2 separate regions of the Homo sapiens genome follow, and region 2 is linked to region 1. Evidence: chromatin contacts called from ENCODE Hi-C or POLR2A ChIA-PET data. All regions are on one chromosome and are shown on one strand. The core of a region is the stretch at or near the end of the contact, and the rest is flanking DNA. Distances in the headings are between cores, read along the strand shown. Region 1 holds the start of WDR13 (WD repeat domain 13). Region 2 holds the start of PORCN-DT (PORCN divergent transcript).

Region 1 (5,868 bases), core at 3,369-5,868:
CGCCATGCCCGGCCAAACTACTATTTCATTTACAAGTTTACCAATTTCTTACATTATTATTTTCTTACTATTGATCTTGGCAGTTAGAATCGTAGCTCCAGGGACTGAAGAAGTATCTGTCAGAAGGCTGGCTTGCTAGTTCAGCACGCTGGGGACCGCACAGTGCTCCGTTTGAGGCTTTTTCCAAAGGCAGAAATTTTATTTCTGACTTAGGGCATAGAGAGTTGTCACCAACCCCCATTTGGGGGTTGTGAGAACTTTGGCTTCAGAGGCAAATGTTTTCCCATCAGGAAATGATGAAAGTTATGAACTCATATCCCAACCCCCACTCACCCCATTTAGGAAGAAACTTCAGGGATGAGATAAGTGAATGAGGATTCCGTGTCTCCACTCCAATTACACCTCAGCTCCATGGCTCCTCCCGTTTCTCTCTCTGGCCTTGATTCTCAGCACACCTGTACCCTGAACCACCTACACTTTCCCACCTACACTTTTACTTTGTCCTCTGAAGTTGGGGCCCAACTTGAGATTTTATTTCAGCCTGTGGTAGCAATGAAAAGCAGACACAGCCAATGTGGTCCACTGCGTTCCTTTGCATTTCTTGTTTTTTTTTTTTTGTTTGTTTGTTTGTTTTTTTTTTGAGACAGGGTCTCACTGCGTTGCCCAGGCTGGAGTGCAGTGGTGTGATCACGGTTCACTGCAGCCTCAACTTCGCAGGCTCCAGTGATCTCCCACCTCAGCCTCTTGAATAGCTGGGACTACAGGTGTACACCATCATGCCTGGTTATTTTTTTTTATTTTGTAAAGATAGAGTCTCACCATGCTGTCAGGCAGGTCTCAAACTTTGAAAACTAACCGAAAGCTTGTAACAAGCAGAGGAATGTTTAATCAAGAAAAACCAGCTGAGTGGCTCATGCCTGTAATCCAGCACTTCGGGAGGCCAAGGCAGGCAAATCACGTGAGGTCAGGAGTTCGAGACCAGCCTGGCCAATATGGTGAAACCCATCTCTACTAAAAACACAAAAATTAGCCTGGCATGGTAGTGCACGATTGTAGTCCCAGCTACTTGGGAGGCTAAGGCACGAGAATCGCTTGAGCTGGGAGGCAGAGGTGCCCATGTTGGCGAGGCTGGTCTCTAACTCCTGGCCTCAAGTGACCCACCCTCCTCAGCCTCCCAAAGTGGTGGGATTACAGGCGTGAGCCACAGTGCCCAGCCAACAAACCTTTCATCAGCTTGTTTTGTCTAGTATCTTATAGCCTTATAGGAAGAGGTTTTAAAAATAATTTTTATAAATTTAATATGTTAATATTGAAAAACAATAAAAGAATTCATTCCAATGGTGAAACAGAATTTCCCAGGTATCCCTGACTCGAATTCCTGACTCTTCTGTTATTTCATTCCATCATATTTCTTTGGAAGCAGAGTGGTGGGATGAAGGGGCAGGGCTCTGTTGAGAGAAGGTGGAAGTGAATGGGAAAGGTATTTATCACAACACTCTTTATGGTGAAAAAAGAACATGGAAATAAACCCAATGCCAGTCACAAATAGGGGACCAGTTCAGGGCTGGGTGCAGTGGCTCATGCCTGTAAATCTCAGCTCCTTGGGAGGCTGAGGTGGAAGGATGCCTCAAGGCCACGAGTTCGAGACCAGCCTGGGCAACATATCAAGATACCCCCATATCTCTCTCTTTTTAAAAAAAACAAAAAAAAAAAACAAAAAAAAAAAACAGGGTCTTACTCTAACATCCAAGCCAGAGTGCAGTGGCATGGCTCACTGCAGCCTTGACCTCCCAGGCTCAAGCAATCCTCCCACCTCACCCTCCTGAGTAGCTGGGACTATGAGCACACACCACCACACCCAGCTAATTTTATTTTTGTAGAGATGTAGTCTCACTGTGTTGCCCAGGCTGGTCTCAAACTCCTAGACTCAAGTGATCTTCTTGCCTTGGCCTCCCAAAGTATTGGGATTACAGGTACGAGCCACCATGCCCAGCCGACCCCATGTCGCTCTCTCTTTTTTAATTAATTTATGTTTGAGATGGAGTTTCGCTCTTGTTGCCCAGGCTGGAGTGCAATGGCACGATCTCAGCTCACTGCAACCTCCGCCTCCAGGGTTCAAGTGATTGTCCTTGCCTCAGTCTCCCAAGTAGCTGGGATTACAGGCTCCTGCCACCATGCCCGGCTAATTTTTTGTATTTTTAGTAGAGACAGAGTTTCACCATGTTGCCCAGGCTGGTCTCGAATTCCTAACCTCAGGTGATCTGCCCGCCTCAGCCTCCCAAAGTGCTGGGATTACAGGTGTGAGCCACCACATCCGACCTCTTTTTTTTTTTTTAAGAGACAGGGTCTCGCTCTGTTGCCCAGGTTGGAGTGTAGTGGCATGATCACAGCTCACTGCAGCCTTAACCTCCCAGGCTCAAGCAATTCTTCTGCCTCAGCCTCCCGAGTAGCTGGGACTACAGGGATGTACCACCATGCCTAATTTTTGGTAGAGATGGGGTCTCACTTTGTTCCCCAGGCTGGTCTCAACTTCCTGGACTCAAGTGATCCTCCCGCCTCAGCCTTCCAAAGTGCTGGGATTACAGACATAAGCCACTACGCCCAGTTGACACCATGTCTTAAAAAAAAAAAAAAAAAAAAAAACGTAAGGGAACCAGTTCAATAAAATGTCACCCTTGAATTCCCTGGGCTTCAGATATCCTCATCTGTAAAATGGGGATAGTAACAGGACCCACAACCTTCAGTTATTATGATTAAATTGACTGGGTACAGTGGCTCACGCCTGTAATCCTAGCACTTAGGGAGGCCGAGGCGGGCGAATCACTTGAGCTCAGGAGTTTGAGACCAGCCTGGCCAACATGGTGAAACCCCGTCTCTACCAAAAATAGAAAAATTATCCGGGCGTGGTGGCAAATGTCTGTGGTCCCAGCTCCCGGGAGGCTGAGGTAGGAGGACTGCTTGAGCCCAGGTGGCAGAGATTGCAGTGAGCCAAGATCGTGTCACTGCACTCCAGCCTGGGTGACAGAGTGAAACCCCATCTCAAAAAAAAAAAAAAGATTAAATAGATTAATATATGTATAAAATACCTTGAACAGTACCCAGCACATTGTCTCATAAATATTAGTTGTTCTTGTTAAGGTTACATGTTTGTGCAGTGAAATAGAGTTTACTCTTTATCAATCATGTTACAAAAGAGTATTTAATATGAAAAGACACTGATAAGCTTGTTACAGGGACAAGGGAGATGCTGAGTCAACACAATACAGTGTGATCTTTCGGTGACTTTAAAACATTGTTGAATTGATTGTATTTGTTATAAAAATAATGTGGAAAATAACAGCTTTGAATTTTATGTCAGTTGATGTTAAGATCCAACAGGAAGTTTACCCTGATAACGTTAAGATGAACAGTTTGAAAGCAGCTTCCTGCTGGAAGTTGAAATAGAGATGATTCAGATAGCCTCTTTGGATCCAAACCCCAAAGCTTCTTTTGCCTAATTCTATCTTCTGTCTTTAGAAACTCAAGCCTCGACTGGGCTCGGTGGCTCACGCCTGTAATCCCAGCACTTTGGGAGGCCGAGGCGGGCGGATCATGAGGTCAGGAGATTGAGACCATCTTGGTTAACACGGTGAAACCCCCTCTCTACTAAAAACACAAAAATTTAGCCAGGCGTGGTGTCGGACGCCTGTAGTCCCAGCTACTTGGGAGGCTGAGGCAGGAGAATGGCGTGAACCCAGGAGGCGGAGCTTGCAATGAGCCGAGATCGCGCCACTGGACTCCAGCCTGGGCGACAGAGCGAGACTCCCGTCTCAAAAAGAAAAAAAAAAAAAAAAAAGAAAGAAACTCAAGCCTCAAGCTGTCTGGGGGCATCCAAGTCCAACCATCCCAGTCACACACACACAACCGACCTTACTCATCCCAGGGGTGTGCAGAGGCCCACTGCAAGAACTGGTGAACTTTCAAGGCGTCTTTGCATATATGATGATTTTTTATTCTATTATTCAAGTTTTGCTTGGACAAGATTGTGCTGCTAAAAAGTGGCCTACACCACTTTTTTTGTTTTTGTTTTTGAGACAGGGTTTCACTCCCGTCGCCCAGGCTAGAGTGCAGTGGCGCGATCTCAGCTCACTACAACCTCCGCGTCCTGGGCTCAAGCAATCCTCCTGCCACAACCTCCCGAGTAGCTGGGACTACAAGCGCCCGCCACCATACCCGGCTAATTTTTGTATTTTTAGTAGAGACGGGGTTTCACCATGTTGGCCAGGCTGGTCTTGAACTCCTGGCCTCAAGTGATCCACCTGCCTCGGCCTCCCTAAGTGCTGGGATTACAGGCGTGAGCCACCGCGCCCGGCCCTACACCACTTTTTAAAAGTCGTGTTTCTTCTCTTTTTTATAATGTTGTACTTCTGATTTCTAGGGAATGATTAGCAAACTCACCCCTGACGCTATGTCCCTTGGACATTATCCTTGTATACACAAAAAGTGCAATTAACGAGTGGGTAGAAGTCAAGGGGTGGAGCCTCCGTCCTTGGGCTTGAAGCCAATGTCCCTCAATGCGCCTGCGAGACTCCCACGCCCTGGGAAGGATGCCTATCGATTCGCTCTGGGCTCGGCAGTTCTTTCTGATAGCAGGCAGCCATCTTGCCTGGAGCCTGAGAAAGGGAGGAGAGACAGAAGGAACCGGCGACAGTGGTCTCAGGGCCGCTCCGGGGGGCCTCAAGAACCGGAGGCAGCCCCGGAGGTGGTCCCCGATCCCGGGCTATGCTCTTGGATCTGAGAAGGGAAGGCGGAGGGCGGCGGGGACAAGATGGGTGGAGAATGTCAAGCAAGGAATGCTAGGCGGGGGAGGGGCGTTGCTATGGCGACTGGGGAGGGGCGGTGTCTGTTCTGAATCGCTGTGTGTCACCCGGGCGCTGCCCAGGAAGGGCAGGGCTGGGGTGATGACCATGGTAACACCCGGGGGGGAGTTCGTGACATCTCCGGCGCGGAGGGACTCGATGTCTATGGCAATGGTCGCCTGGTGGAAGGGACGGAACTAGATCCCTTCGCTCGGGACGCTCACATTCCAGGCCCTTGTCCTGCAGGCTGCCGCGGGCGGACACGCCAGAGGAGGAGGCCGGGGAATGGCCGCGGTGTGGCAGCAAGTCTTAGCAGTGGACGCGAGGTGAGGCGTGGGGTCAAAGCCCATGGGAGCAGAACTTACTGTGGTGCATGCGCAATGGCGATAAGTGAGGCTGGGCGGAGAACTTGCCTTATGCGGCTGCGTGGGCATGCCGGAGGTGAGCATGCGCAGTAGCGGGGGCGGGCACGCCCGCGGTGAGTTGGCTGCGCCGGAGAGGATTCTAAACAGCAAGCTGGGAAAATGTGGTCAGATGTGGGCATGCGCAAAGCGGCTACCTGTGAGAGGGAGGTGGGGCTCAGGCAGGTGACATCCTATCCCCTATGGGTGTCCCCTAGACTTTTTTTTTTTTACATCATCACTTCCCCATTCTGACCCCATCACCTCCCAACGCTGACCCCCATAATGTCAGTCTGATTTCTGTCGCCCTGGTATACTGACCCTAATTATTGTCTGCGCTGACCCAGTCACCCCGTAGGGACCCCAGCACGGCAGCAGACTGACTCTGTTGTCTGCAAACTGACCTCATGACCATGCTCATTATTACTGCAGACTCACTCCCACCACAGGACCAAGAGGTCCCTCATCACCACTGCTAGTCATTCTTACCACCTAGGCCCCAGTCACTGCCACACACCTCACTCTCCTGCCGTACCCCCCCCCCCGAGCTGATTGATTCCCTCTGTCCTGTGCCTGCTGCCTGCCCTGCATCCTGACCCTGCAGGTACAACGCGTACCGCACACCAACG
Region 2 (5,868 bases), core at 2,592-5,091, 89 kb before region 1:
AATCCCAGCACTTTGGGAGGCTGAGGCGGGTGGATCACCTAAGGTCAGGAGTTCGAGACCAGCCTGGCCAACGTGGCAAAACCCGTCTCTACTAAAAATACAAAAATTAGCCAGGTGTGGTGGCGGGTGCCTGTAATCCCAGCTACTCGGGAGGCTGAGGCAGGAGAATCCATTGAACCCAGGAGGTGGAGGTTGCAGTGAGTGGAGATCACACCACTGCGCTCCAGCCTAGGTGACAGAACGAGACTCCGTTTCAATAAATAAATAAATAAATATAAAAAATAAAATAAAATAAGAATCTTATGAGTCCCAGAGAGAGAGAGAGAGAGAGACAAAGCTCTTCCTCACAGTAAAATCCCAGGTATATGTGTAAAAGAAAAATCATTATTTGGCCACCATCAGAGTAGTTATTGCTTCAGGCAAGAATCACCAATGAATGCTAAAGTAGTGAGTAAAAGTTTGATTTAAAAAAAATTGCAGAGTTACAGTCTCAAAGTATCTCCCGAAAAGCTACTTATTAATTACAAAAGGGGATCATGCCTGTAATCCCAGCACTTTGGGAGGCCAATGCAGGAGGATTGCTTAAGCCCAGGAATCCGAGACCAGCCTGGGCAACATAGTGAGACTGTTTCTACAAAAAATTTAAAAATTAGCCGGGCATGGTGACTCACACCTGTAGTCCTTGAAGATTACATGAGCCCAGGAGTTCAAAGATGCAGTGAACCATGATTGTGTCAATGCCCTCAAGCTTGCGTAATAGGGCAAGACCCTGTCTCCAAAAAAAAAGAAAAAAAATTACAAAGGGAAAAATAGTAAATTTATACTGGTGAAAACTAGAAGACCACTTTAAGCAAAAGATCAATGCTAATACTAACAATTTCGAGACTAACTGAACCCTCCTGCCTCCTGATAACGCTGAGAACACAGCGTCACTTCTGTGGAATTCCTGCCAAAAATGCAGAATTCAAATCTAATCATGAGGAGACATCAGATAAACCCAAATTGAAGGACATTCTTCCAAAGAACTGGTCTGTGCTCTCCCAAAACATCAAGATCATGAAAGTTAAGTGAAGATGGAGACATTGTTCCACATTGGAGGAGACTAAAAAAACCTGATAACAGAATGTATCTTGTGACCCTATGATTCCCTTTTCCTATACAAGGACACTATTGACATGCCCACCAGGGTGGCTAGAACCAAAAAGTCAGATAACAAGTATTTGTGAGGATGTGGAGCAATGGAAACCTCATACTATGCTGGTAGCAATGTAAAAAAAGAAAAAAAAGTCCTTGCTCTTAGGATATTCATACTGAAGTATTTAGTTAAAAGGGTGTCATATCCGCAACCACTAACAAATAATTCAGAAAAATCACTGTATATCATTCAGAAAAATTATATATATGTAAATTACATATGTATATACATGGGGAGAAAGAAACGGACAGAGACAGAGAGAGAGCAAATATGTTATCATTATAAGGCTTGGCATTTTTGTCAGTCCCATAAGTGAAAAATAGTATATCATTGTTTTTAATTTGTATCTCTTTAATTATGGAGAGCTCATCTAAAACACCCCAGAAACCACAACCTAGAATGACCACAGACATTTATTGAGTGTCCACCCTCTACTAAGCTCCAGTGATAAAAATATGAAGCACAACATCTGGTAGATGTAAAATGGTATTATATCTCACTGTTGTTTTAATTTTACATTTCCCTGAGCAGTAAAGAGATTGGGTTATCTTTTCATATATTATACATATTGACCATTTTAGGTTTCTTCTGCTGTGAATTACCTATTTGTACCCAATGTCTATTGCCAAGTGTATTGTTTGTCCTCTTCGGATTTGTAGATGTTCGTTATATATCCTAAAACCTAGATCCTACTTCTTTGTGACACAGGTCAAAAGCCTAGATGGAAACAATCAAGTCCGCAAAGCCCAGGAGCACATGTGGTAAGAATCTTCCAGTTTTAAATGCCAAGTCTTGCAATTGAGGGAAGTATTTCTGGTAGGTGCTGTGGGTCATTGTTGACTCAACTTGAGTGGGTTTGACAACTGAGAAAAAAATTAAAATGAAATTTAATTCATAAAATGTATGTCCTGTATTCTGCTGTTAAGGAAAAGAATTGATATTTGTGCATCTGGTCTAAGCTATTATTCCTTATATATACATATTCTTACCGTATTAAATGTTTTTTGTTTGTAATACATGAATACTAATTTATGAGCTAGAACTCCATTTAACTTCATGTTAAAATAGAGAGAAAATATACATTTCTCTTCAATTACCATTGGTGTTTCCCAGCAAAAACCTGCCAAGCCCACTCTTTTGTTTAACAGAAAAGGACAATGGAGACGGGTGAGTGAACATGACTTGCCCAGCTCCATACAGGCCATTGTTAATCTGATTAAAATCTGTTTCAGTTGGCTGCCCAGGTCAGGGTGGCGTCCAGTTTGACCTGGGCTTCCTTCTCCCTTCCACGTCACAGCTAAGCATGTAGTGCAGTAAGCGCCCAGTAAGTGCTCTTTTGGAAAAATAGGCCCTTCATCAGCCTAGGTACAAAGGGGAATGCCTAGAAACTGCAGCAGTAGGGTAGGTAGAAGGCGGGTGCTACATAAATCTTTAGTGTTGGTGCAGATAGAGGTGCGGATGGGGCCAGTGTAAGCGCTTTCTTTTTTATTTTATTTATTTATTTATTTAGAGAAGGAGTTTCGCTCTTGTTTATTTATTTATTTATTTTGGAGAAGGAGTTTTGCTCTTGTCACCCAGGCTGGAGTGCAATGGCGTGATCTCGGCTCACTGCAACCTCCGTCTCCTGGGCTCAAGTGATTCTCCTGCCTCAGCCTCCGGAGTAGCTGGGATTACAGGCGCCCAGCTAAATTTTTTGTATTTTTAGTAGAGACAGGGTTTCGCCATATTGGCCAGCCTGGTCTCAAACTCATGACCTCAGGTGATCCATCCGCCTCGGCCTTCCAAAGTGCTGGGTTACAGGTGTGAGCCACCACGCCCAGTCTTTATTTATTTATTTTGAGACGGAGTTTCGCTCTTGTAGCCCACAATGACGCGATCTTGGCTCACTGCAACCTCTGCCTCCTGATTCTCCTGCTTTAACCTCCCGAGTAGCTGGGATTACAAGCGTGCGCCACCACGCCTGGCTAATTTTTGTATTTTTAGTAGAGACGGGGTTTCGCCATGTTGGCCAGGCTGGTCTCGAACTCCTGACCTCAAGCTATCCTCCTACCCTTGGCCTCCCGAAGTGCTGGGTTTATAGGCGTGAGCCACCGAGCCTGGCCCTTAAGAGCTTTATAAATGCCCCCCTTTTAAGTGCTCGGTACTAGCCTCCCTCTAGTTCACAGAGAACATTTACTAGTCGCTGGGGTCACCTTCGAAGCAAAGAGTCTGCTGGGGAATTAAGCATGCAAATCACTTCTCAACGACGACACGCCAAGTGCTCACAGCTCGTCCCCAGGGGAAGCACAGGCGCCTAATTTGTGTTCCTAGGTGACACAGTCATTACTTATAAATGTTCCTGGCCGGTCCCAGGAGGTGGGAGGGTTGGGAGTTACTTCGGTTCTCTCAAAGGTTGGGGAAGGAGAGATCTCGGTTTGTTTTCCCATCTGTGAAACGGGGACACCACGGTATTTAGAGGACGTGCGCGGGTGACTATTTGGGGGTGCAGCGGCTTCCCTCCTCCCTCCCCCATCTTTCCCTTCTCACTTCCAAGGCTTGGAAATTTGGAGATTCGGAAGTTTGTTCTTGGATGGCCAGAAATCCTCCGGAGGCAGACGGTCTGGGGCTGAAACCGCCACAGGCCGGAAAGGTGCGGGCGTGAACGTCCTGCGCGCCGACGTCCCCCCGCGCCGGTCTCCCCTCAATCCTCCTGCTCCCCTCCTCCGCGTCCCCGTCCCCGCCCCCCTCCTGCTCTCCCATTGGCCGAGCCGGCGGCCGGGCCGCCCCGGGATTTAAAGGGCCCGCTCGCCGCGCCGCTCTGGGAGCCGCTGCTGGTCCCGGCCTTGCGGCCTGCGGGGGAGGCTGCCCGGAGGAGGCAGCGGCGGCGGCAGCGCGTCCTCGGTCCCCAGGACCACGGCTTCTTTCCTGCCAGGTAGGTCGCCAGTAGTGCGCACGCGGCTCCCCAGCTCCCATCCCTGGGCCGGCCTCCCCAGGCGGATCTGTAGCGCGAGTGCTAGGACCCCCTCCCCATCACCTTTCCGACTCTCCCTCAGGCTATGTCTCCTACCACCACCTCCTTGCAGCCCCCGGACCTGGGCAGGACTTTGTTGGCGGCCTCTCGCCGGGTGGGGATGAGATGGGGGGCGCGGAGGATACAGGACACCCCCCCTCCCCGTGCCGCCGCATCCATACAAGGAGAGATGCACACGGCCCCCAAGTGTCACAGAATCCCCCTCTCTGCCCTCCACTCAGAGCGACTCTACCTTGGAAACCAGGGATTCCCCTTCCCGTCGCCCGCCCCATTTGATATATGGGCCTGAAATGTATGCCATCCCATCACCATCGGACTGGACTGTTCACAGCACTGGAGAGACAGAGGTCCTTCATTCACTCCAGGTCACAGGCTGTGCGTGTGCATGCCGAACACCCACATGCACACAGTTGGTGGCTCAGTCTGATGTACCTGACTTCTCACGCCTTCCCCCAGTCCTCCAGTACCGTGCCTCTACATGGGCTGGGCAGCCCCAAACTGAAATGTGAGTGCCAGAGTGCATCCTTTAAGCGAGGTCTGCCCCACGGACACCCGCTCCCTCTGTGTCCCTGCTTTGACAGATCTATCCATCTGGCCATCCATCCGTGGGGGTCTGCAATGGCCACCTTTAGCCGCCAGGAATTTTTCCAGCAGCTACTGCAAGGCTGTCTCCTGCCTACTGCCCAGCAGGGCCTTGACCAGATCTGGCTGCTCCTTGCCATCTGCCTCGCCTGCCGCCTCCTCTGGAGGCTCGGTAAGTGCCTGCCATACCGTGTGCCACCATGCCAGGCCATATCAGACCTCCCACATTCATCCATATCGAGCCACACCTTACCCTGTCACATCCTGCCAGGCCCTAGCATGTCCAAGCTGGACCCCAACATGTTCAGCCCCACCACATCCCACCAGGCCAAACCCCATTCCACCATACCACATCCTACTATGCCAGCCACCCCATGCCATGCCACACCGAGCCACATCCTGCCATGCCAAGCCATGCCCTTCAGTATTCCTGAGTTCTGGGATTCCAGAAAGCTGAGATTCTTGGATCTTGGGATTCTGAAATGTCTACATCCCAAGGTTATAAGACATTGGCATGCTGATGTCACAGGGTTATGGAATCCCAAAGTACCATGATTACAGCGTTTGGAGATTCTGACAATTTGAAATTCTCACATTCTAGACTTCTAAAATGTTGGCATTGTGGATTTCTATAATCAGGGCATGATGCGATTTCTGGATTCTAGGATTCTGAAATGTTTCCACAGTCATAGCAGGCCTGTATCTTAATGAAAGATTCCAAGTCCCCAAGATTCCTATAGGAGGCGGAGATTTCTGGAAATCTGAGATCCGAAGGTTCTACACTTTCTTTTTTCTTTCTTTCTTTTTTAATTTTAAATGGATGTTCTATTTTTTCCCAGGTTTATTATTTTGAAATTTTTCAAAGCTACTGAAATGTTGAAAAAATAGTACAGTGAGCACCCACGTATGCATCACCAGATTCTCTGTCAACATCTTGCCACGTTAGCTGGCTCTATCTGTCTATCTATCTATCTATCTGTATATCTATCCATCTATCTATCTATCTATCTATCCATCTATCTATCTATCATCTTCCTGAATTGCCTGAATAACCTGCTGACATCATGACACTGTACCCCAC

Evidence for each region. Hi-C counts contacts between places; a loop is a spot of excess contacts on that map. ChIA-PET counts read pairs that join two places held with the same protein, here RNA polymerase II (POLR2A). Pooled maps may share reads with other maps.
Region 2: a loop to region 1 is called in a pooled map, with 11 times the contacts of the local background. The contact joins the promoter of PORCN-DT here to the promoter of WDR13 in region 1. A Hi-C loop is called at or near these places in 6 of 37 single-sample maps with no recorded cell type and 11 of 50 pooled maps. POLR2A ChIA-PET finds 5 or more read pairs at or near these places in 5 of 52 experiments (AG04449, B cell, GM10248 and 2 more).

The regions. Positions count from the first base shown.
Region 1 is chrX:48,592,874-48,598,741 of GRCh38, forward strand. WDR13 (WD repeat domain 13) reads left to right here and starts at 4,619. Exons shown (of 10, transcript NM_001347217.2): 1 at 4,619-4,741; 2 at 5,085-5,164; 3 at 5,844-5,868. The coding sequence starts at 5,124. RefSeq lists enhancers at 4,925-5,244, 5,265-5,334, 5,355-5,414.
Region 2 is chrX:48,504,998-48,510,865 of GRCh38, forward strand. It overlaps PORCN-DT (PORCN divergent transcript), which reads right to left and starts at 3,842. Exons shown (of 2, transcript NR_135596.1): 1 at 3,722-3,842; 2 at 1,529-2,058. It overlaps PORCN (porcupine O-acyltransferase), which reads left to right and starts at 3,995. Exons shown (of 15, transcript NM_203475.3): 1 at 3,995-4,106; 2 at 4,787-4,959. The coding sequence starts at 4,824. RefSeq lists a silencer at 3,822-4,221.